Regions from separate parts of the Homo sapiens genome. Here all the other regions are linked to region 1. Evidence: chromatin contacts called from ENCODE Hi-C or POLR2A ChIA-PET data. All regions are on one chromosome and are shown on one strand. The core of a region is the stretch at or near the end of the contact, and the rest is flanking DNA. Distances in the headings are between cores, read along the strand shown.

Region 1 (4,220 bases), core at 547-3,046:
AAGTGGCAAAAGGATGACAGCACAGAGGCTTAGAGCCTGCCTCCTGGTGGAGGGATATGGAAGAGGAAAGCCACAGTCCTGGGTAAGGATTCCCAGACAAGTCAGGGAAGAAAATCTTGCGCTTCAATACAGACTCTACCTGCAACTCAGTAAGACATCACTATCTATTCCTGGGAAGTAAGGGCCATCTCTAGAACATAAGCCAAAGGAGGCCAAAGGAGGCCCCTGAGATGACCCAAACTCAACTTTCTAACTGGTATCGTTACCTTCACTAACTTCCCTCGGCCCTCCCTGGGTAGAATTCTGCAGAATTAGCTCTTTGCAAAAGAACAAACGTCATAATGAAAATACCTTAAAAAGAAAAGAAACTCAAGAGTGAAAATGCATTACCCACACGAAACCAGATGAGAAGTCAAAGTAACTCTGAGAGTGAGGAAGACCCTCTGCCCTGGGGGTTCTTGTTGTCTGAAAAGGTGAGGGGGCTTTGGAGGTTTCTATCTTAGTATTTTGTGTTTTCCCCTTAGACGTAAACGTAGCCTTTGTCTGTGAAAATATGAAATCTGCCTGATGTCTGGATAGACCTCCACCAAGTTCAAGATACTTCCCAGCTGTAAAGCACCATCTCTGACTAAGAAAACCATCACATCTCAAGGTTCCCCCCATCCCCAACCCCAGAACCACCAACCACCACCACCATCCAACACACATATTTAAGCCATTGGTGGTGGACAGCATTTCCTGCTTTTACTTGCTGGTCCAAACAGATTGAAGATGACCTCCCTATTGTAACTTCTCTCCTCATTTTTTCCAGACCATTTCTATATATCCTATTTTCTGATTATAAAAGTAGTACATACACATTATAGAACATTTCGAAAACACTGATCCAAAGAAGATAAAAATCAGTTACCACCTAGAACCAAAAGCTGTAAAATATTAGCATACATTTTTCTGGGGTTTTTTATTCAGTGCATCATTTTTTTCCAAAACTAAGAATACCATACTTTATATGCAGTTTGGCATCTTGTTTTTCTTAATTTAACATTTAGGTCTTAATTTAACATTCTATGTCAAGATTCTTGACATAGAAAATGGCTGCATAAAATTTCATTATGTAAATATAGCATCATTTATTTAACCAATTGCCTACTGTTGGATAGTTTAATAATTCCTTATTTTCACTATAGCAACATTGAGTGAATATTTTTAATATAAATATATGATTATTTCTTTAGGATAAATAGATATGAGAGCAACTGCTGGAACAGAAGAGATAAAAAATTGAACCAATTTATATTCCATGTATGGGCCTATCACTGCATCTCTCTATCAACTCTCACTGGGTATAATATTTGCAAGTTTGACTTGTTTTCATTTGCATTTCATTTACAACTGGTGAAGATTAAAATTTTCTCATCTGTTTCTTGACAACATATATTTTTTCTTTTGTAAGTCATCAGTTTTACCTACTTTTCCAGCAAGACGGTCATTGTTTCTTAATGACTTTTAAAATCCTTTTAGAGATTAAGGATATTAATCTTTTATGATTAAATGTGTTGCAAATATATATATATATATAGTGCCCAGGTATTCTGGGAATTCCCCAGATTCCTGGTACTCCCCCTTCACTGAGCAAACCCTAAACAGAATGTAAAGTAGCATGTTCCCTGCTGCGGAAAAAAAACTCAGCATGATGAGATGCCTGAAAGGTCATCTAATTCAACATACTCATTTCTCCCATGAGGAAACCAAGGACTTGAGAGAAGTGGTTAAGCTGCTGGGGGCCCACACGAGGCCCAGAAACTGAACCAGCTGAGTCAGCACACTTTCCATCTACACAGGATTTTTTCAGATACACATTATGCCTACATTGTATAGCCCATACTTAATTTCCTTAATATTTTAAGCACAATGCTCATATAGCTAGATAGACATGCCAAATTATTCACACAGTAGCAACCTTTATTTCTTTGCCTTTTTCCCACAGAAAGATTTTATTGTGTACTGATGGCTTTTTACTCAAAAGGTAGCTGTCAATGTTTTTTGTTTGTTTTTGTTTTTGTTTTTTGTTTGCTTGTTTTCAGAGTCTCACTGTCACCCAGGCTGGAGTGCAGTGGCGAGATCGGCTCACTGCAACCTCCACCTCTCAGGTTCAAGTGATTCTCGTGTCTCAGCCTCCCGAGTAGCTGGAATTACAGGCATGCACCACCACACCCGGATAATTTTTGTATTTTTAGTAGAAACGGGATTTCGCCATGTTGGCCAGGCTGGTCTCGAACTCCTGACCTCAAGTGATCCACCTGCCTTGGCCTCCCAAAGTGCTGAGATTACAGGCGTGAGCCACCACACCCAGCCACAGCTCCCAGTTTTAATATAAAAATACTTTTTAAACACCTGTTCCCTTTCTCATCCACTTCCTTCGAGATGGATCATCTCTTTTTAGGAGAAATCATTAAGCTTTCCAGCATTCTCTAGAAGTAGGATAACCCCTTAACTTGCAGATTGCTTAAGCTATAAAAGAAGTCAAGGCATTTAATAATTTGTTCTGGATATGCAGCCCAGAGCACTGGAAGGAGTGAGGTGATTTAGTTTTAGTTTCAGTGTGTAAGGCTGCCGATATGCAATTGTTTGCAAAGGGCCCATGTTGTGGAGTTGACAGTCACGGTTAGATATTTTTTTCTTTTTCTTTTTTTTTTTTTTTTTTTGAGATGGAGTTTCACTCTTGTTACCCAGGCTGGAGTGCAATGGCGTGATCTCGGCTCACCACAAACTCCACCTCCTGGGTTCATGCGATTCTCCTGCCTCAGCCTCCCAAGTAGCTGGAATAACAGGCATGCGCCACCACACCCAGCTAATTTTGTATTTTTAGTAGAGATGGGGTTTCTCCATGTTGGTCAGGCTAGTCTTGAACTCCCGACCTCAGGTGATCCGCCCGCCTCAGCCTCCCAAAGTGCTGGGACTACAGGCATGAGCCACCGCACCCAGACAGTCACGGTTAGATTTTCATCTCCCTTGCTGAGCAGCAGTATAACCTTGGGCAAGTCACATAACTACAACTGCAAAATGTGAATTAATCATGCATCGTTTGCAGGATTTTTTTTTTAAGGCAACTGAAAAGAATCTATCTCCCATGCCTAGATGAATGCCTGGCCCTTAGCAGATAAGGATAACAATAAACACATTTGCCAGACGCTGTTTGAAGTGCTTTATAAAAATTACCTCCTTTAATCATTACAACAAGACTGCATGTGGTCAATATCATTTTTGTCTCATTTTTACAGCTGGGGGAACTAGGGCACAGAGAAGTAAAGTACCTTGTCCAAGATGACAAGCTAATGAGAAGAGATGCTGGGGTTCAGACTCTGGCAGTCCAGCCTCTGAGCCCATTCATAGGTCTCTACCTCCCCTCTCCCTACCTCTCTCTTAGTGAGAGCCTGCCTATCCTTCAAACCTTGATGAAACTGAGCAATCCTAAAACAGTGGCAGAGGGTGAGGAAGAAAGGCCGGAAATACATTTTTCTGCTGGTGGGTGATTTCCTTCTTACTACAAGCCTGATTTCTTACAGCATTTTAAAGATTCTTCCTCAGTCAGACACTCTCACACACCATTTGATGAGCAGAAGACCACCATCTTTGCAGAGCGCACTTGAACAGAATCCAGCGGCGTCCTTCGTGTATTTGACACCCACAACTGATCATCTATCAACCTCTCTCCTCTAGGTGACAAAATTATTTTCCTAGCAATGCGTAAGAATCAGGAACAGACTGTTTATTTTTTATTCCTTCTTTAGCTTTAAAAGAAACAAGTTACTTTTTTTTTTAATTGAACTTTAAAAAAATCATTCAGGTCAGGTGTACTGGCCGACATCTATAATCCCAGAACTTTGGAAGGCCGAGGCAGGAGGATTGCTCAAGGCCAGGAGTTTGAGACCAGCCTGGGAAACACAGCAAGATTAGCCGGGTGTGGTGGTGCATGCCTGTAAGTCCAGCTACTTGGGAGGCTGAGATATGAGAATCACTTGAACCTGGGAGGTGGAGGTTGCAGTGAGCCGATTTCGCCAGTGCACTCCAGCCTAGGTGACAAAGTGAGACTGTCTGAAAACAAACAAACAAAAAACAAAAATGAACAAACATCTCTACCAAAAAGTTCTTTTAATTAGTTGGGCATGGTAGCATGTACCTGTAGCCTTAGCTACTCAGGAGGCTGAGACAGGGAATGG
Region 2 (4,220 bases), core at 736-3,235, 500 kb before region 1:
ACTAAAAATGTAAAAAAGTCTTAACTAAAAGATAGATTTTGAATAGAGGCAATTAAAATATTTTATGTAAGACAGGTTTTATTTATTTATTCTTTTATTATTTTTTTTTTTTGAGAAGGAGTTTCGCCCTTGTCACCCAGGCTGGAGGGCAATGTTGTTATCTCGGCCCACTGCAGCCTCCGCCTCCTGGGTTCAAGTGATCCTCCTGCCTCAGCCTCCCGAGTAGCAGGGATTAGAGGTGCCCACCACCACGCCCACCTAATTTTTGTATTTTTAGTAGAGAAGAGGTTTCACCATGTGGGCCAGGCTGGTCTCAAACTCCTGACCTCAGATGATCCACCCACTTCAGCCTCCCAAAGTGCTGGAATTAGAAGCGTGAGCCACCACACCTGGCCTATTTATTCATTTATTTAAAAAAAATTTTTTTTTTAAGTAAGACAGGTTTTAAAATGTTGACTTGCCCCTGGCACAGTGGCTGACATCTGTAATCCCAGCACTTTGGGAGGCCGAGGCGGGAGGATCACTTGAGCTCAGGAGTTCAAGACCAGCCTGGGTGATATGGTGAAACCCCATTTCTACAAATACAGAAAAATTAGCTGGGTCCGGTGGTGCGTGCCTGTGGTCCCAGCTATTCAGGAGGCTGAAGTGGAAGGCTGGCTTGAGTCCTGGAACTGGAGATCGCAGTGAGCCAAGATTGTGCCACTGCACTCCAGACTGAGTGACAGAGTGAGACCCTGTCTCAAAAGTTGACTTGCCATAATCCAAGTTCCTTGAAATCAGAGTGGAAGAAACTCATATTTAGAGAATAGGGAAGAGTGTAGGCTGGAAGGCAGGGACTTGAGGAACTGGTCATGGCAGTCATGGAAGGTTCCTCAGAGCATACTGAGAGGTTTTGCTTCCTGCCACAGAAACTGACATTCCTGTAAGTGGAAATTCTATGAATTGACCAGAACCATAAATGAGAAGCTGAATAAGGCAAAGTTTTATATGACTGTCAAGCAATTAAAACTACAGGTCAGGCTGGGTTCGGCGGCTCATGCCTGTAATCCCAGCACTTTGGGAGGCCGAGGCAGGTGGATCATCTGAGGTTAGGAGTTCGAGACCAGCCTGACCAACATGGAAAAACCCTGTCTCTACTAAAAATACAAAATCAGCCGAGCGTGGTGGCATGTGCCTGTAATTCCAGCTACTCTGGAGGCTGAGGCAGGAGAATCATTTGAACCCAGGAGGCAGAGTTTGCGGTGAGCCGAGATCACACCATTGCACTCTGGGCAACAAGAGCGAAACACAATCTCAAAAAAGAAAAAAAACAAAACCAAAAAAAACCCCTGCAGGTCATCTGGCTTGGGCCCTTGAATGAGTAGGCATCCTTTCAAAGTTAAGGAAATAAGGCACAAAAAAGTTTAATAATTGGCACTTAATTACTAACTCAATATTCTTATTTTAAAAGTTAATAGTAGGTCTAGGCTCAGTATTTCCCACTGGCAACTTGCTGAGGGAGGTTGAATTCCATAGAGACAGTAAATTGGTGATTGATTGCCAGGGGCTGCAGGGGGTAGAATGAGGATGGAGTTATTGATTTAAATCAATGGGGATACAGGGGTGAAGAGAATAGACAAGGTCCCAGTCCTTATGGAGGTTAGTGTTTATCAGGGAGACAGACAAGTTAAACAAACATTGCAGGAGGTGGAGGGGGCTGGGTCAGCGGCACTTATGCAGGAAGTAATTTCTAAGAAGCAGTAAGTAATGTCTAAGAAGCAGTAAGTTACGGTAAGAGAGATTATGAATATAATTTACTTCCTGTCTCTATTCACCAGGAAGTAAATTATGGTGTTCTTGGCAAAGTAAACAGTATAGTTAAAGGCCCACAGATGAAACAGCACATGGTATGCTTAGGGAACTGAAAAAAGTTTAGATCAGTGGAAATGCGGTGGGGAGCAGGAAGAGGCAGATGAGGGTCAGACCACTCATGTGACAAAACAAAGGGGAACCATCAGAAGCTGTTGAAGAGGCAAATGACATGATCACATTTGCGTTTTTGAGACATCACTGCAGAATGTAGGATGGATTGGGGTGAGGCAAGGCTGGAAGTGGAAAGACCGGTTAGGAGACCAGGAAGGATAACCTTGGTGAGAGGTAGTGTGCCTGAACCAGGGTGGTAACCCTGAGGATGATGAGAGGTAGACAGGAGTAAGAGATGTGAAGTTGAATCAGCAGGACTTAGTGATTAATTGGAATGAGGTATCAGAGAAAAGGAATCAAGGTTCTGGCATGGGCAACTTGGGGCCCTTCACTGTTCCAGGAGCACAGAAAGGGAGGCGATTTGGGGAGCTTTCAGTTTAGAAATGTTACGATCATGATACTTCCAAAGATATTCAAACAAATATGCCTACTAGATGCAAAGACTTGGCCTGGAACCATCACTAGTCATCCACCTGGGGATGGTAATTGTAGCCATGGGAGGAGATCAGATCCAGGGAAAGTAGAATGAAAAGAGAAGGGATCTCTTATCTTTTGGTAGAACCATGGGGAAACACTAACAAGTCAGAGAAAGACAGAAGGGAGGAGCCAGAAAAGGAAACAGAGGTGAGGCCAAGAGGAATGAGGAGAATCGTAGGATCATCGAGTCACAGAGGCCAAGGAAAGAAGTGGTCAAATGTGTCAGCTGCTAAAGAGAGGTCAGTAGAGCAAGGACTGAAATTTGCTATTGAATTTAGTAACAAGGAAGTTGTTAGTAACTTAGGAGATTTCAGTGGAAACCCAGATTTCAGTAAGCAGATGAGTAAGTCAGGCAGTGGAAACCATTCTTTTATGAAGTAGATCTGTGACATAACCAGAGGGAAATGTGGAGTCAAATAGAGTTGGTTCTTAAAACAAACAAATAGAAAAGGTGGGACAGGGTTAACTAAGTTTAAATGAGAAAAAGAAGTCAGTCAGTAAAAAAGGGGGAGGTTCAGGGCCAGGCATGGTGAGTCACACCTGTAATCCCAGCACTTCAGGAGGCCGAGGCGAGCGGATCACTTGAGGTCAGGAGTTCGAGACCAGCTTGGCCAACATGGTGAAAACCCGTCTCTACTAAAAATACAAAAATTAGCCGGGCATGGTGGCAGGCACCTGTAATCCCAGCTACTTGGGAGGCTGAGACACGAGAATCACTTGAACCTGGAAGGCGAACTTTGCAGTGAGCTGAGATTGTGCCACTGCACTCCGGCCTGGGCGACAGAGCCAGGCTCTGTAAAAAAAAAAAAAAAAAAAAAAAAAGAGGTTAGGGGGAAGTAGAAGATACAAGAAAAAAGGATTTTAATTGATAGAACAAGATACCATAGAAGGCAGATCATTTGCTTTAGATAGGAGGAGAATAGGAGAGACCTCTCTCCTATTGTAACAGATGTGGGAAGGAGGATAGGATGCCTTGGATCCATTTAAGTTTCTGAGTTGTATGCAGTGGGTGCTGGAACCAGCTCCTACAAGCTCACAGGAGCCAATTGTTAAATTTTCAGCAATTTTGCTAATTGGTTAACCTCACATTAACAGCTGGAATTCAGCCACAGTGGGGATATTTACATCATGGAAATTAGTAAATACTATACATCAGTACTTCCCCATACCCTGACATCTGGAGAGCCAGTTATCAGGCATTTACTCATACCACTGGTTAGGGTGAGAAGGTGAAGGAGTTCCTTAATAGCATTATCTTCTCTGTTGGGGAGGAAGGCAGGCGTCAGATTTTGAGGAAAGTGAAAACGTTGAATTCTGTGAAGCACTGTGCAAAGGAGAGAGAGCCACCTAGGAAAATACTAAATGACTACCATGTCGTTTTGAGGAACCAGTTAAGGATGGAGACTATTAGTTTACAGTGCAATTGATGTGTACATTTGTAAGATTTCTTCTTGCAAAGTCAGCAGCCTGGGGATCTTAGCAGAGAAACGGATAGGTGGTTTGATCTGGAGTCGGTCTTTTTGCCTGGCACCTGTAATGGAAGAATGAAACGCAGCAAGGATGACAGAGTTTTTTGCAAAAGAGTAGTTGCAGTAATGGACCATGGAACTTAAACTGTAAAGGGAAGGAGGTGAAGGTGGGAGAAGGTGATATGCAAGAAGGCAGAGGAGTCACGTTTTCCTGGTATCACATGCTTTGAGTCCCCTTACTATCCTGGCCTCATTTTTGCAACTTGGCCCTCCCATTTGGCAACGTCCCTTTTAGAATGTGGCATCCAACTG
Region 3 (4,220 bases), core at 725-3,224, 450 kb before region 1:
CCAGCCTGGGTGACAGAGTAAGACTCGTCTCTGGAAAAAAAAAAAATTAGCTAGGCATGGTAGCTCGTGCCTGTAGTTCCAGCTACTTGGGAGGCTGAGGCACAAGAATCCCTTGAACCCGGGTGGTGCAGGTTTCAGTGAGCTGAGATTGTGCCACTGCCCTCCAGCCTGGGTAACAGAGTGAGACTCCATCTCAAAAAAAAAAAAAAAAAAAAGAAAAAGAGATTTCAGTATGGATTTTGGAGGATCACCAAATTCAGATCATAGCAATACTTGTGCTATAAAAGCCAAATGCAGAGTCCTGTGTTAAGGAACTCCACCAAAGTACATGAGAAGGAAGAAGAAGCAGCAGCTTTGCCAAAATGATTTGATAAAAGAGAGAAATAATGTATTCAGAGAAAAGGGGAGGAACTCAATCTTTGTCTAAGGTGAACTTCCAAATCAACTCATTAATAAATGCTCCAATAAAAACAGTGTACTTGTTATGCGTGAAATGCTGTTTTAATATTCATACATATAAGAAAGGTAATGATAGGTGTTTACCATAGACTGTTTGGAGTCTGATCTTTTTTTTTTTTTTGAGACGGAGTCTCGCTCTGTCACCCAGCCTGGAGTGCAGTGGCGTGATCTCCGCTCACTGCAACTTCCGCCTTCCCAGTTCAAGCTATTCTCTTGCCTCAACCTCCTGAGTAACTGGGATTACAGGCACACGCCACCACGCCTGGCTAATTTTGTATTTTTAGTAGAGACAGGGTTTCTCCATGTTGGTCAGGCTGGTCTTGAACTCCCGACCTCAGGTGATCCGCCTGCCTCGGCCTCCCAAAGTGTTGGGATTATAGGCATGAGCCACAGCCCTGGCACCGGAGTCTGGTCTTATACTTGATTCACTGAGTAGCTCAGTTACTTAGTTGCTCCCTGCATCAAAGAGGCTCTTATAGTAATAGCAGCTATTAGCAGCTGGCAACTATTTTACACACATACATCATCTCTAATTTTCAAAAGAGTTCTGCAAGGAAGGCATTTGTTGTAGGCAGAATGTCTAAAATGGACCCTAAAGATGTCCTTTATCTCTGGAACCTGTGAATATGATGAGATTTCACTCTGATGATTATATTATGTTGTATGGCACAGTTGACCTTAAGAAAGAGTGATTATCTGGGTGAACATGAGCTGCTAAAGCAGAAAGCGGCAGGCATGGTGGCCCATGCCTGTAATCCCAGCACTTTGGGAGGTCAAGGCAAGAGGATCACTTGAGCCCAGGAGTTTAAAATCAGCCTGGGCAACATAGCGAGATCCCCACTCTACAAAATAAATAAGTAGATAAAAAAAAGAATAAAAGCAGAGAGCTTTCTCTGGCTGAGAGCAGAAGTCAGATGTTTTCCAAGTGTCAGAAGGGTTAGGTGTGTAGTTGCTGCTTTGGAATAGAGGGTCACTGTGGAGGAAGGGGGCAGGCTTAAGGAGCTGAGAAATGGCCTCTGCTGACAGCCAGTGAGGAAACAAGGCCTCGGTCCCACAACTGCAGGAACCTACATTCTGCTGACAACAGGGATGAGCTTGGAGGAAGACCCTGAGCTCTAGGTGAGGACACGGACAACCAACATCTTGATTTCAGCGTTTCAAGGCTCTTAGCAGAAAACCTGGTTACGCCATCTGGGGCCTCTGGCCTACAGCACTGTGAAATGATGAGTGGGAGTAGCTCTTACCCTCTAGATCTGTGCTAATTTATTACACAGCAGTAGAAAACTAATAAAGCATTCATACCCTCCTCCTGCAGAGGAGGAAACTGAGGTTCAAGGAAGTTTAGTAAATGTGGTGAAAACTATCTTGAGAATGTGGTTAGGGCAGGATTTGATGCAGGCAGACAGACCTACCCACGTCACCATTCAGTAATGTGTTAACCAACCAAGATCCACAGGATGCAAAAGGAATAAAGCTCTTGATAGAGGGAAGGATGACTCAGCTTTCTACTCAGTTTTAGAATGACTCGGATTCTTATTTACTATTGGCTGAACAATGGCTTGGGTTTCTGCAAGGATCTTGATCTGTGGGAGTGGCTCCCACGTATCTGCTCTGTTGAGATGTATTAGCTTGTCTCCTTTTTTCGCTACAAGCATTAGATGACTGATTTCCAAACGAGTGAAGCTGAATGGATTTAGCCAGATTAACATTCTAACAGCAAGAAACAGGGGAAGAAAAGGCAAATCCTGGGGCGCTTTGTTAACACACGGAATCACTCACACAAACATACTCAGGAAAAGCCTTCTCTCCGAGGCCTAGCTTTGTAGATATTCAGCTTCCTGAAGACACGCCAGTTTTAAAAGGAGGAGTTCCAAAGAGCACTTACCATCAGGACCTGGCCCCAGCTCTTCATGTGACCTTTCCTTCCTCTTTCCGGCTCACTCCACTCCAGCCGCAGGACCTCTGGACCCTCCCTTGAGTTATGCTAAACTCCTGCCTGCCTTGGGCCACTGTGCCTCTGTTCTCTTTGGCGTGGAATATTCTTTCTCTAGTTCATGTCGTTAATTCACTCAGATCTCTGCTCAAGTGGCATCTGACTGGAGTGTCTTTCCCTGACCAACTTATTTAAAGCAGCGCTGTTCCCTGCCCGTCACTGTCTCCTTATCCTGCTTTATTCTTTTTTTTTTTTTTTTTTTGAAGAGGGGGTCTTGCCCTGTCTCCCGGGCTGGGGTGCAGTGGCACGATCTCGGCTCACTGCAACCTTCACCTCCCAGGTTCGAGCGATTCTCGCGTCTCAGCCTCCCAAGTTGCTGGGACTACAGGTACGTGCCACCATGCCTGGCTAATTTTTGTATTTTTAGTAGAGATAGGGTTTCACCATGTTGGCCAGGCTGGTCTCGAACTCGTGACCTCAGGTGATTCACCCACCTTGGCCTCCCAAAGTGCTGAGATTACAGGCGTGAGCCACCGCGCCGGCCCCTGCTTTATTCTTCTTCATAGCACTTTGGCTACCTGATATGCCTCAGATGTACAAATATGTTTATTTGTTTGTCATTGCCTTTCTCCCGCATGAGGTTTTGTTTTATTCATTGCTGTATTCCCAGTATCCACAATAATTTACAGCACATAGTAGGGAATCAAATATTTGTTGAATGAATTAATGAATCAAGAACAAAAGCACTGCATCTGTTAAATGATTTGGCATTCCTGAGCTATTTCTGCACCTAATCTCTCTCTCTCTCTCAGGGGTATTTGCTAATGGGTCTAATATGGGAAAGATACTTAATTCCATGGTTGTACAAAATCTAGAATACAGAAGATTAAAACCTGGAGACAAGGCCGGGTGCAGTGGCTCAAGCCTGTAATCCCAGCACTTTGGGAGACTGAGGTGGGCAGATCATCTGAGGTCGGGAGTTCAAGATCAGCCTGACCAACATGGAGAAACTCCATCTCTACTAAAAATACAAAATTAGCCAGGCATTGTGGCACACGCCTGTAATCTCAGCTACTTGTGAGGCTGAGGCAGGAAAATCGCTTGAACCTGAGAGGCGGAGGTTGGAGTGAGCCAAGACTGCACCATTGTACTCCAGCCTGGGCCACAAGAGCGAAACTCCGTCTCAAAAAAAACCAAAAAAACAAAAACCTGGAGACAGTGTGGTGTAAGAATGAAGTCCTTCAGGCCAGGCGCAGTAGCTCACGCCTGTAATCCCACCACTTTGGGAGCCGAGGTGGGTGGATTGCCTGAGGTCAGGAGTTCAAGACCAGCCTGGCTAGCATGGTGAAACCCCGTCTCTACTAAAAATACAAAAATTAGCCGGGTGTGGTGGCACACACCTGTAGTCTCAGCTACTCAGGAGGCAGGAGAATCACCTGAACCCAGGAGGCGGAGGTTGCAGTGAGCTGAAATGGCAACACTGCACTCCAGCCTGGTGGTGACAGAGTGAGATTCCGCCTCAAAAAAAAAAAAACAAAAAAAAAAACGAATGAAGTCCTTCCTTGCCTTTCAATAGGCGTGTGACCTAGGAAAAGTCATTTACTTCTTTTAGCACCAGATGTCTTATCTTTTAAATGCGGGTAATGATAGGGTGCTGTTTGGAAGGACTAGAGCAGATGGGATCTGGCGATTTCTTCTTACACTAAGATACTTTGAAATTAGAGCTCAGTTGGTAGGGAATTAGGAAATGTTGGTTTTAGCCCTATGTTAAATGTAAACTGAGTGTATAACATAGGGCTAGTCCTTTAACCTCTCTAGAACTCCAGAT
Region 4 (4,220 bases), core at 961-3,460, 430 kb before region 1:
TAATACTACAGTTCAGGTTATTCAGGTATTTTTGTGAGAATCAAATATGTTCATACTAATAAAGAGCACTTACATAGTGCCTGGCACAGAACACGTTACAGAAGTGTTTGTTAAATCAATAAAAATATACCAATGCCCTTTTGGTACCTTAGGATCATCATTCACCAAAAAGCTGCTTCTTTTCTTGGCTTTGTGTTTCTATCACTGAAGAGGACTCCCATTTATTCTTTGAGAGTGAAGACTATGGCTTCATCATTTTTCACTGTATCCTGCACAGAGCCTTGTATACAGTAGGTGCACAACAAATGTTTGATAAATTGAGACGTTTAGACTCCAGACCCAAATATGCTGCTTAAAGTCTTGGAAAACTCTGCCCCAGCATTCTCTGTCATTGGCAATATGGCTTTTAGAACTATTTTTTGATAATAAAATATAATAAAATATATCATTTTAATGATTGCTATATATTTTTTTTTTTATTTTATCTTTTGTAGAAATGAGGTGTCACTATATTGCCCAGGCTGGTATCAAACTCCTGGCCACAAACAATCCTCCTGCCTCAGCCTCCCAAATTGCTGGGGTTACAGGGCATGAACCACCGCACCTGGCCTAGTGATTTTTTTTTTTTTTTGAAATGGAGTCTCTCTCTATTGCCCACGCTGGAGTGCAATGGTGCGATCTCGGCTCACTGCAACCTCCACTTCCTGGGTTCAAGCGATTCTTTTGCCTCGCCCTCCTGAGTAGCTGGGATTATAGGTGCCCGCTACCATGCCTGGCCAATTTTTTATATTTTTAATAGAGATGGGGTTTCACCATGTTGGCCAGGTTGGTCTCGAACTCCTGACCTCTGGTGATCTGCCCGCCTCAGCCTCCCAAAGTGCTGGGATTACAGGCGTGAGCCACTGCATCTGGATAGAAATATTATTTTCTATGTCCACAATTTAAGCACTCTATACATAACAACTCATGAATCTTTACAGATATTCTCCCATATAGCTTGGTGCATACGAATGTGATATTGAAGTCTGTATGTGTCAAAGTAAAAATTATTGTGGGAAGCCTGAGCACGGTGGCTCATGCCTCTAATCCCAACACTTTGGGAGGCCAAGGTGGGTGGATTACTCGAGGCCTGGAGTTCAAGACCAGCCTGGCCAACATGGTGAAACCCAGTCTCTACTAAAAATACAAAAATTACCAGCCTGGCCAACATGGCGAAACCCCATCTCTACTAAAAACGCAAAAATTATCACCCTGGCCAACATGGTGAAACCCCATCTCTACTAAAAATACAAAAATTACCAGCCTGACCAACATTGTGAAACCCCGTCTCTACTAAAAATACAAAAATTAGCCAGACATGGTGGCAGGCGCCTGTAATCCCAGTTACTCGGGAGGCTGAAACAGGAGAATTGCTTGAACCCTGGGAGGTGGAGGCTGCAGTAAGCCGAGATTGCACTAGTGTACTCCAGTCTGGGTGACAGAGTGAGACTCTGCCTAAAAAAAAAAAAAGATTGTGGGAGCACTAAAGGTGGAAGGATGGGGAAGGCAGCAGCACTGTGAAGAGAAAACTGTTATGGAAAGCGGGAGATTCATGTTTTGCTTGAGCCACTGATGAGTTCTCTGGCCTTCAGAGTAGTTCTCTGAGACTTTGTTTTCCTCACCTGTGAAATGGAAGCATTTGGCCAGATAAGTTCTAAAGTCCCTAACATGTTTGAAAAGTGCTAGGACTTTTTTTTTTTTTTTTTTTTAAGACAGGGTCTCGCTCTGTCACCCAGGCTGGAGTGCAGTGGCACAATCACAGCTCACTGAAGCCTCGAACTTCCTGTGCTCAGATGATTCTCCCACCTGAGCCTCCGGAGTAGCTGGGAAAATAGGCACACGCTATCATGCCCGGCTAATTTTCAATGTTTTCGTAGAGATGGGGTTTCACCATGTTGCCGGAGCCATTCTTGACTGAACTCCTGAGCTCAAGCGACCCACCAGCCTCGGCCTCCCAAAATGCTGGCATTACAGGCGTGAGCCACCATGCCCAGCCTGAAAAGTGCCATGACTTTTTAAGGGAATTTAAGAGATTAACGTAATTAGCAGGGCAGGAGGAGGGCTCCCCAGATGAGTATTGATACCTCAGTGGGACCAAGACTCCCACACTGACTGTGCCACCTGTTTGAGTGGTCTGATTACCCACATCCTCTTTTGAAGGAGCTATGCCCCATCCCTTTGCACGGAGACTCAGTTTCAAGTTAACGTGATCCAGTTCTAAAAGGCCAAAGAGATTCTTTGCTGGCCTTGATACTCATAGGAACATTTTGCCACCTATTTTATTCTGATCACAACCCAGAATTCCTGCACTGATAGATTACTGAGTCTTTTGATTTATTTTTTTGCAGAAGTAAAATCTGGCAGCTAGTAATCTGGTTATTTTCTGATCCTTGTGGCCAGATGGCACTTTCGATGTTAAAACTGTTCAGAGAAAGAGGTTTCACAATGTTCTATACCTTCTCTGCACTGTTTCTCACATATCCACATTTTTGATGATGCAAACTTTTTTCTGAGCCCAGAAACTTAGACATTCAATGATGAAAACTGATGCCGGAAGCTCCCAATGTCTGGTTAGCCAGGGATCATCCTCCAAACCCTGTTTGATTAGACATTCGATACAATGATTTATAGTTCCTGTTTAGATATTCACTTTGATGATGAGCATTTAAAACTTTTTCCATTACAGTTGTTATTACTGCATGATAACCATTATTGTTGCATTAATAATGAATATCGTATAGAACACTTGCATATTGTCATTTGCAGAGTATCCTTTTATATTTGCCTTTTTTGGGCCGAGCACACTGACTCATGTCTGTAATCCCTGCACTTTGTGATGCCAAAGTGTGAGGATCTCTTGAGGCCAGGAGTTAGAGGCCAGCCTGGGCAACAGTGAGAACCCATCTTTATCTATAAAAAAAATTACCGGCCAGGCCCAAATAAAGCAAATTTAAAAAGATACTCTGCGAATGACAATATACAAGTGTTCTATACAATATTCATTATTAATGCAACAATAATGGTTATCATGCAGTGGCTCAGGCCTGTAATCCCAGCACATTGGAGGCTGAGGCGGGCAGATAGAGGTCTGGAGCTCAAGACCAGCCTGGATGATATGGCAAAACCCTGTCTCTACCAAAAATACAAAAAATTAGCTGGGTGTGGTGGCACGCACCTATGGTCCCAGTTACTTGGGAGGGTAAGATAGGAGAATCCCTTGAACCCAGGGAGCAGAGGTTGCAGTGAGCTGAGATCGCACCACTGCACTCCAGCCTGGGCGACAGACAGACGGGGAGACCTTGTCTCAAAAAAAAAAAAAAAAAATTCTACCCAAGCCTTTCCACTGTTTTTTTTTTTTTTTTTTTTTTTTTTGAGATGGAGTTTTGCTCTTGTTGTCCAGGTTGGAGTGCAATGGCGTGATCTTGGCTCACTGCAACCTCTGCCTCCCGGGTTCAAGCAATTCTCCTGCCTCAGCCTCCCGAGTAGCTGGGATTACAGACATGTGCCACCATGTCTGGCTAATTTTATATTTTTAGTAGAGATGGGGCTTCTTCCTGTTGGTCAGGCTGGTCTTGAACTCCTGACCTCAAGTGATCCGCCTGCCTCAGCCTCCCAAAGTGCTAGGATTACAAGGGTGAGCTACCGTGTCCAGCCTCCACTGTTCTTTTGGGTGCCCTTGCCACCCAAAATAACTCTTTTAGTGCAATACAAGTACCTAGTTTTCAGCCAGGCGCAGTGGCTCACGCCTGTAATCCCAGCACTTTGGGAGGCTGAGGCAGGTGGATCACGAGGTCAGGAGATCGAGACCATCCTGGCTAACATGGTGAAACTCTGTCTCTACTAAAAATACGAAAAAATTAGCAGGGCGTCATGGCAGGTGCCTGTAGTAGTCCCAGCTACTCGGGAAGCTGAGGCAGGAGAATGGCGTGAAGTAAAATCTCCAGGGGAGGCAGAGCTTGCAGTGAGCCGAGATCGCGCCACTGCACTCCAGCCTGGGCAACAGAGCAAGACTCCATCTCAAAAAAAAAAAAGTAAAAGTACCTAGTTTTGTTATCTAACTTATTAAAAAGATACTTGTTTTTTAAAAATTTTACATGCTGTTTCCCTTATTTCTGTTTACTTCATAATCTTTCTTCTTCTTCTTTCTCTTTCATTTACTAGAACTCAAATTAGAGAGTTTG
Region 5 (4,220 bases), core at 743-3,242, 280 kb after region 1:
CGAGGTCGCACCATTGCACTCCAGCCTGGGTGACAGAGCAAGACTCCATCTCAAAAAAAAAAAAAAAAAAAAAAAGGTTTGATTCACCTTTTGGCTATTGTGAATAATGCTGCTATAAACATTCTTGTGCAAATTTCTCTTTTCTTTTTCTTTCTTTCTTTTTTTTTTTTTTTTTTTGAGACGGGATATCTTGCTGTGTTGCCTACCTCCTGAGCTTAAGGAATCCTGCTGCCTCAGTCTTTCAAGTAGCTGAGACTACTGGTACGTGCTACCATACCCAGCTAATTTTTAAATCTTTAGTAGAAATGGGGTCTTGCAGTTGTTGCCCAGGCTAGTCTTGCATTCCTTGTCTCAAGGCATCCTCCCTCCTTGTCTTTCCAAATTGCTAAGATCATGGGAGTGAGCCACCATTCCTGGCTTATGTGCAAATTTTTGTGTGGACATTGCCATTATTTGGATAAGGTTTGTCCTCACCAAAACTTATGTTGAAGTTTGGTTCTCATTGCAGCAGTGTTGGGAATTGGGGCCTACTGGGAGGTGTTCCATCATGGGGCCAGTCCCTCATGAATAGATAATGCCATCTTGTGAGAGTGAGTTCTCACTCTTCTGGGACTGGATTAGTTACCCAAAAAGTGGGTTCTTATAAACAAGCTTGGTCCAACTCACAGCCCGTGGGTCACATGTGACCCAGGATGGCTTTGAATGTGGCCCAACACACATTCATAAACTTTCTTAAAACATTATGAGACTATTGTGCAATTTTTTTTGTTTGTTTTAAGGTTATTAGCTATCATTAGTGTTAGTGTACTTTATGTGTGGTCCAAGACAATTCTTCTTCCAGTGTGGCCCAGGGAAGCCAAAGGATTGGACACTACTGTTAGAAAGCAGGTTTACTCCCTCATGTTTATTTCATGTTTCCTCTCTCTTTTTTTTCCCCCCTTTCAGACAGTCTCTCTCTCACCCAGACTGGAGTGCAGTGGCATGATCTTGGCTCACTGCAGCCTCCGCCTCCCGGTTCAAGTTATCTGCCTCAGTCTCCTGAGTAGCTGGGAGTACAGGCACATGCCACCATCCCAGGCTAATTTTTTGTATTTTTAGTAGAGATGGGGTTTCACAATGTTAGCTAGGCTGGTCTTGAGCTCTTGACCTCAAGTGGTCCGCCAGCATCACCCTCCCAAATTGCTGGGATTACAGGCGTGAACCACCATGCCTGGTCATGTTTGTTTAATTTCTTTGTCAGATTATTCATTCCAAGTGTATAGAAATAGGATTTTTAAAAAACATATTTTAATTAATTTTTTTTTCTCAATAGAGATAGGGTCTTCCTGTGTTGCCCAGGCTGATCTCGAACTCATGGGCCTGAAGTAATTCCCCTCACCTCATCCCCTCACAGTGCTGGTTTTACAGATGTGAGCCACCACTTCCAGCCTATAGTAGTCCTTTATGATCAGTTTTATTTATTTCTCTTTTTCCCAAGACACAAGTCTTGCTGCAACGCCCAGGCTGGAGTGCAGTGGTGCAATCTTGGCTCACTGCAATCCACACCTCCTGGGTTGAAGCGATTCTCCTGCCTCAGCCTCCCAAGTAGCTAGGATTACAGGTGCCCGCCACGCCTGACTGATTTTTTGTATTTTTAGTAGAGACAGGGTTTCACCATATTGCCCAGGCTGGTCTCGAACTCCTGACCTCAAGTGATCCGCTTGTCTTGGCCTCCCAAAGTTCTGGGATTACAGGCATGAGCCACCACGCCTGGCCAATGGGTTTTATTTCTGTAAGGTAATTAGTAACATGTCTATTTTCATTCTGAATGTAGTAATTTGGTCTTTTTTTCTTGGTCAGTCTAGCTGAAAAGTCGTCAGTTTTGTTGATGTTTTCAAAGAACCAGCTTTTTGTTTCCCTTTCTCTAGCTGCCATCATGTTCTTCTGGGTGGTAATATTTTTGGCAACTGATATAGGAAGGCGATGCCCACTTCTGCTTCTCTGCCACTGTCTGCTTTTTCCCACCACCCGTTTCTCATCGTGCCTGTAGGGGAATTTCCCTATACTTACTGTTGATTTTCCTCTAAACTCTCACTGCTCCTGCCATAATTAATTCCATCTGCCTTTTTCCCACATATGTACGCTTGTCTGCTTGAATCTCTTTTCCTTTCCTTTTTTTTTCTTTCTTTTTTTTTTTTTATTGAGATGAAGTCTCACTCCATCACCCAGGTTTGAGTGCAGTGATGTGATCTCAGCTCACTGTAACCTCTGCCTCCTGGGTTCAAGCGATTCTCCTGCCTCAACCTCCCAAGTATATGGGATTACAGACACCTGCCACCATGCCCAGCTAATTTTTGTGTTTTTAGTAGAGACGAGGTTTCGCCTTGTTGGCCAGGCTGGTCTCGAACTCCTGACCTCAAGTGATCCCCCCCTCCCTCCACGGCCTCCCAAAGTGCTAGGATTACAGGCGTGAGCCACTGCGCCTGTCCTGCTTTTTTTTCTTTCAACTCTTAATCCGTTTAACCTTAGAAAAACTGCTGTGTTTTATTTTATTTTTGAGCAAAAACACCTTACATAATGTTTGATCATTTTAAGCATAAGGCAAACGATTTACCTTTATGAAGGAAAAGGAAAGCCAGAGTACTTGACATTCAGTTAATGGATTAAGAGATCTATTAAGTTGCTAGATGCTCCCATCTAAATTTTCTACTGTAGTCTTCATCTAACTAAATTGTGACAAAGTAGGCTTTTTGAGTTTGCCTGGGAACATAATCACTTAGTAGTTATAACTAATACAGTACAGTTTTTATAGTATAATGTGTGTATTTCAGTAGTCATTTGGGGAAGCATTCCTCCTACTATACTATATGTAACATATAGGTAAGAGTACTAAGCAGTGAGTGACTAGCTACATTGCCTGCATTTAATTTTTTTTTTTTTTTTTTTTTTTGAGGCAGTCTCGCTCTGTCGCCCAGGCTGGAGTGCAATGGCGTGATCTCTGCTCACTGCAAGCTCCACTTCCCGGGTTCATGCCATTCTCCTGCCTCAGCCTCCCTAGTAGCTGGAACTATAGGCGCCTGCCACCACGCCTGGCTAATTTTTTGTATTTTTAGTAGAGACGGGGGTTTCACCATGTTAGCCAGGATGGTCTCGATCTCCTGACCTCATGATCCGCCCACCTTGGCCTTCCAAAGTGCTGGGATTACAGGTGTGAGCCACTGCACCCGGCCGCCTGCATTTAGATTTTTATGCCCTTGGACAACTTATTTGGCCTGTTTCCTCATCTGTTAAACGGGGGTATTAATAATAATGCTTCTCATAGATATCATTGTATTACATAAGTTAATAGTGTATTCAAATTATTTGAAATGTACCTGACGCATAGCAGGAACACAATACATGTTAGCAGCTATTAGTACTATTGCAAGTGGTTCCTATAAACAAATAGGCTTTAAGAATTAAGAATTTGTAAAGAAAATAAAATGGAAACAGTTTGAGCTGTAAAGAAAAAAAGAATAGAGGATTTATTATGTGAGGGTCAAAATATAGAATGATTTGTTTGTATCATATCGTCTTCACTCGTTTTATTCTTCCATCTTACAAATACCCAAAGATTAGAGAGCATCTGAGGTTATGTTAAAACCAAGTCTCAAAGCCTTTGAACCCGCCATGCATGTATCAAACTCTCAGCTTTTTGTTTTTTTTTTTTTTTTTGAGATGGAGTTTCGCCGTTGTTGCCCGGGCTGGAGTGTAGTGGTGTGATCTTGGCTCACTGCAACCTCCGCCTCCCAGGTTCAAGCGATTCTCCTACCTCAGCCTCCCGAGTAGCTGGTATTACAGGCATGCACCACCAAGCCTGGCTAAGTTTTTGTATTTTTAGTAGAGACGGGCTTTCTCCATGTTGGTCAGGCTGGTGTGAAACTCCTGACCTCAGGTATCCGCCCACCTCGGCCTCCCGGAGTGCTGGGATTACAGGTGTGAGCCACTGTGCCCCGCCACACTCTCAGCCTTTAAGGCCACTCATAATGTTTTAGGACCTTATGAATTCCCCTTGAGGCTAAAAATAACTTCTATTATGATTGTTCTGTTACAGTCAGTATCCAGGTAATTTTTAAGAATCGTGTTTGTGGGTTATCTTGAAGGCGGAAATAAATGGAGTAAACCATTTCTTACCTACATTAGAAACCTTCCATAATGATTAATAGTGTATTTTTTTTTTTTTTTTTTTTTGAGACGGAGTC

The links. Hi-C counts contacts between places; a loop is a spot of excess contacts on that map. ChIA-PET counts read pairs that join two places held with the same protein, here RNA polymerase II (POLR2A). Pooled maps may share reads with other maps.
Region 2: a loop to region 1 is called in a map with no recorded cell type, with 10 times the contacts of the local background. The contact joins two enhancer-like sites. A Hi-C loop is called at or near these places in 3 of 37 single-sample maps with no recorded cell type and 7 of 50 pooled maps. POLR2A ChIA-PET finds 5 or more read pairs at or near these places in 2 of 52 experiments (Caco-2 and activated T-cell).
Region 3: a loop to region 1 is called in a map with no recorded cell type, with 8 times the contacts of the local background. The contact joins two enhancer-like sites. A Hi-C loop is called at or near these places in 2 of 37 single-sample maps with no recorded cell type and 9 of 50 pooled maps. POLR2A ChIA-PET finds 5 or more read pairs at or near these places in 2 of 52 experiments (activated CD4-positive, alpha-beta T cell and activated T-cell).
Region 4: a map with no recorded cell type shows a loop between it and region 1 (5-fold over the local background). The contact joins two enhancer-like sites. A Hi-C loop is called at or near these places in 2 of 37 single-sample maps with no recorded cell type and 3 of 50 pooled maps. POLR2A ChIA-PET finds 5 or more read pairs at or near these places in 1 of 52 experiments (OCI-LY7).
Region 5: a pooled map shows a loop between it and region 1 (3-fold over the local background). The contact joins two enhancer-like sites. A Hi-C loop is called at or near these places in 1 of 50 pooled maps. POLR2A ChIA-PET finds 5 or more read pairs at or near these places in 3 of 52 experiments (WTC11, activated CD8-positive, alpha-beta T cell and activated CD8-positive, alpha-beta memory T cell).

What each region holds. Positions count from the first base shown.
Region 1 is chr4:40,225,012-40,229,231 of GRCh38, reverse strand. The region is part of intron 1 of RHOH (ras homolog family member H); the gene reads right to left. Among named protein-coding and RNA genes, the nearest start is that of RHOH, 30 kb to the right of the region's middle. RefSeq lists an enhancer at 1,654-1,703. Within about 2 kb of position 1,796, at least 5 of the 41 ENCODE cell types and tissues checked have a DNase peak (open chromatin) inside an H3K27ac peak, as active enhancers do.
Region 2 is chr4:40,720,541-40,724,760 of GRCh38, reverse strand. No RefSeq gene overlaps it. Among named protein-coding and RNA genes, the nearest start is that of NSUN7, 27 kb to the left of the region's middle. Within about 2 kb of position 1,985, at least 12 of the 41 ENCODE cell types and tissues checked have a DNase peak (open chromatin) inside an H3K27ac peak, as active enhancers do.
Region 3 is chr4:40,670,810-40,675,029 of GRCh38, reverse strand. No RefSeq gene overlaps it. Among named protein-coding and RNA genes, the nearest start is that of RBM47, 43 kb to the right of the region's middle. RefSeq lists an enhancer at 1,549-2,748. Within about 2 kb of position 1,974, at least 13 of the 41 ENCODE cell types and tissues checked have a DNase peak (open chromatin) inside an H3K27ac peak, as active enhancers do.
Region 4 is chr4:40,654,546-40,658,765 of GRCh38, reverse strand. No RefSeq gene overlaps it. Among named protein-coding and RNA genes, the nearest start is that of RBM47, 27 kb to the right of the region's middle. Within about 2 kb of position 2,210, at least 3 of the 41 ENCODE cell types and tissues checked have a DNase peak (open chromatin) inside an H3K27ac peak, as active enhancers do.
Region 5 is chr4:39,944,168-39,948,387 of GRCh38, reverse strand. The region is part of intron 2 of PDS5A (PDS5 cohesin associated factor A); the gene reads left to right. Among named protein-coding and RNA genes, the nearest start is that of PDS5A, 32 kb to the left of the region's middle. Within about 2 kb of position 1,992, at least 6 of the 41 ENCODE cell types and tissues checked have a DNase peak (open chromatin) inside an H3K27ac peak, as active enhancers do.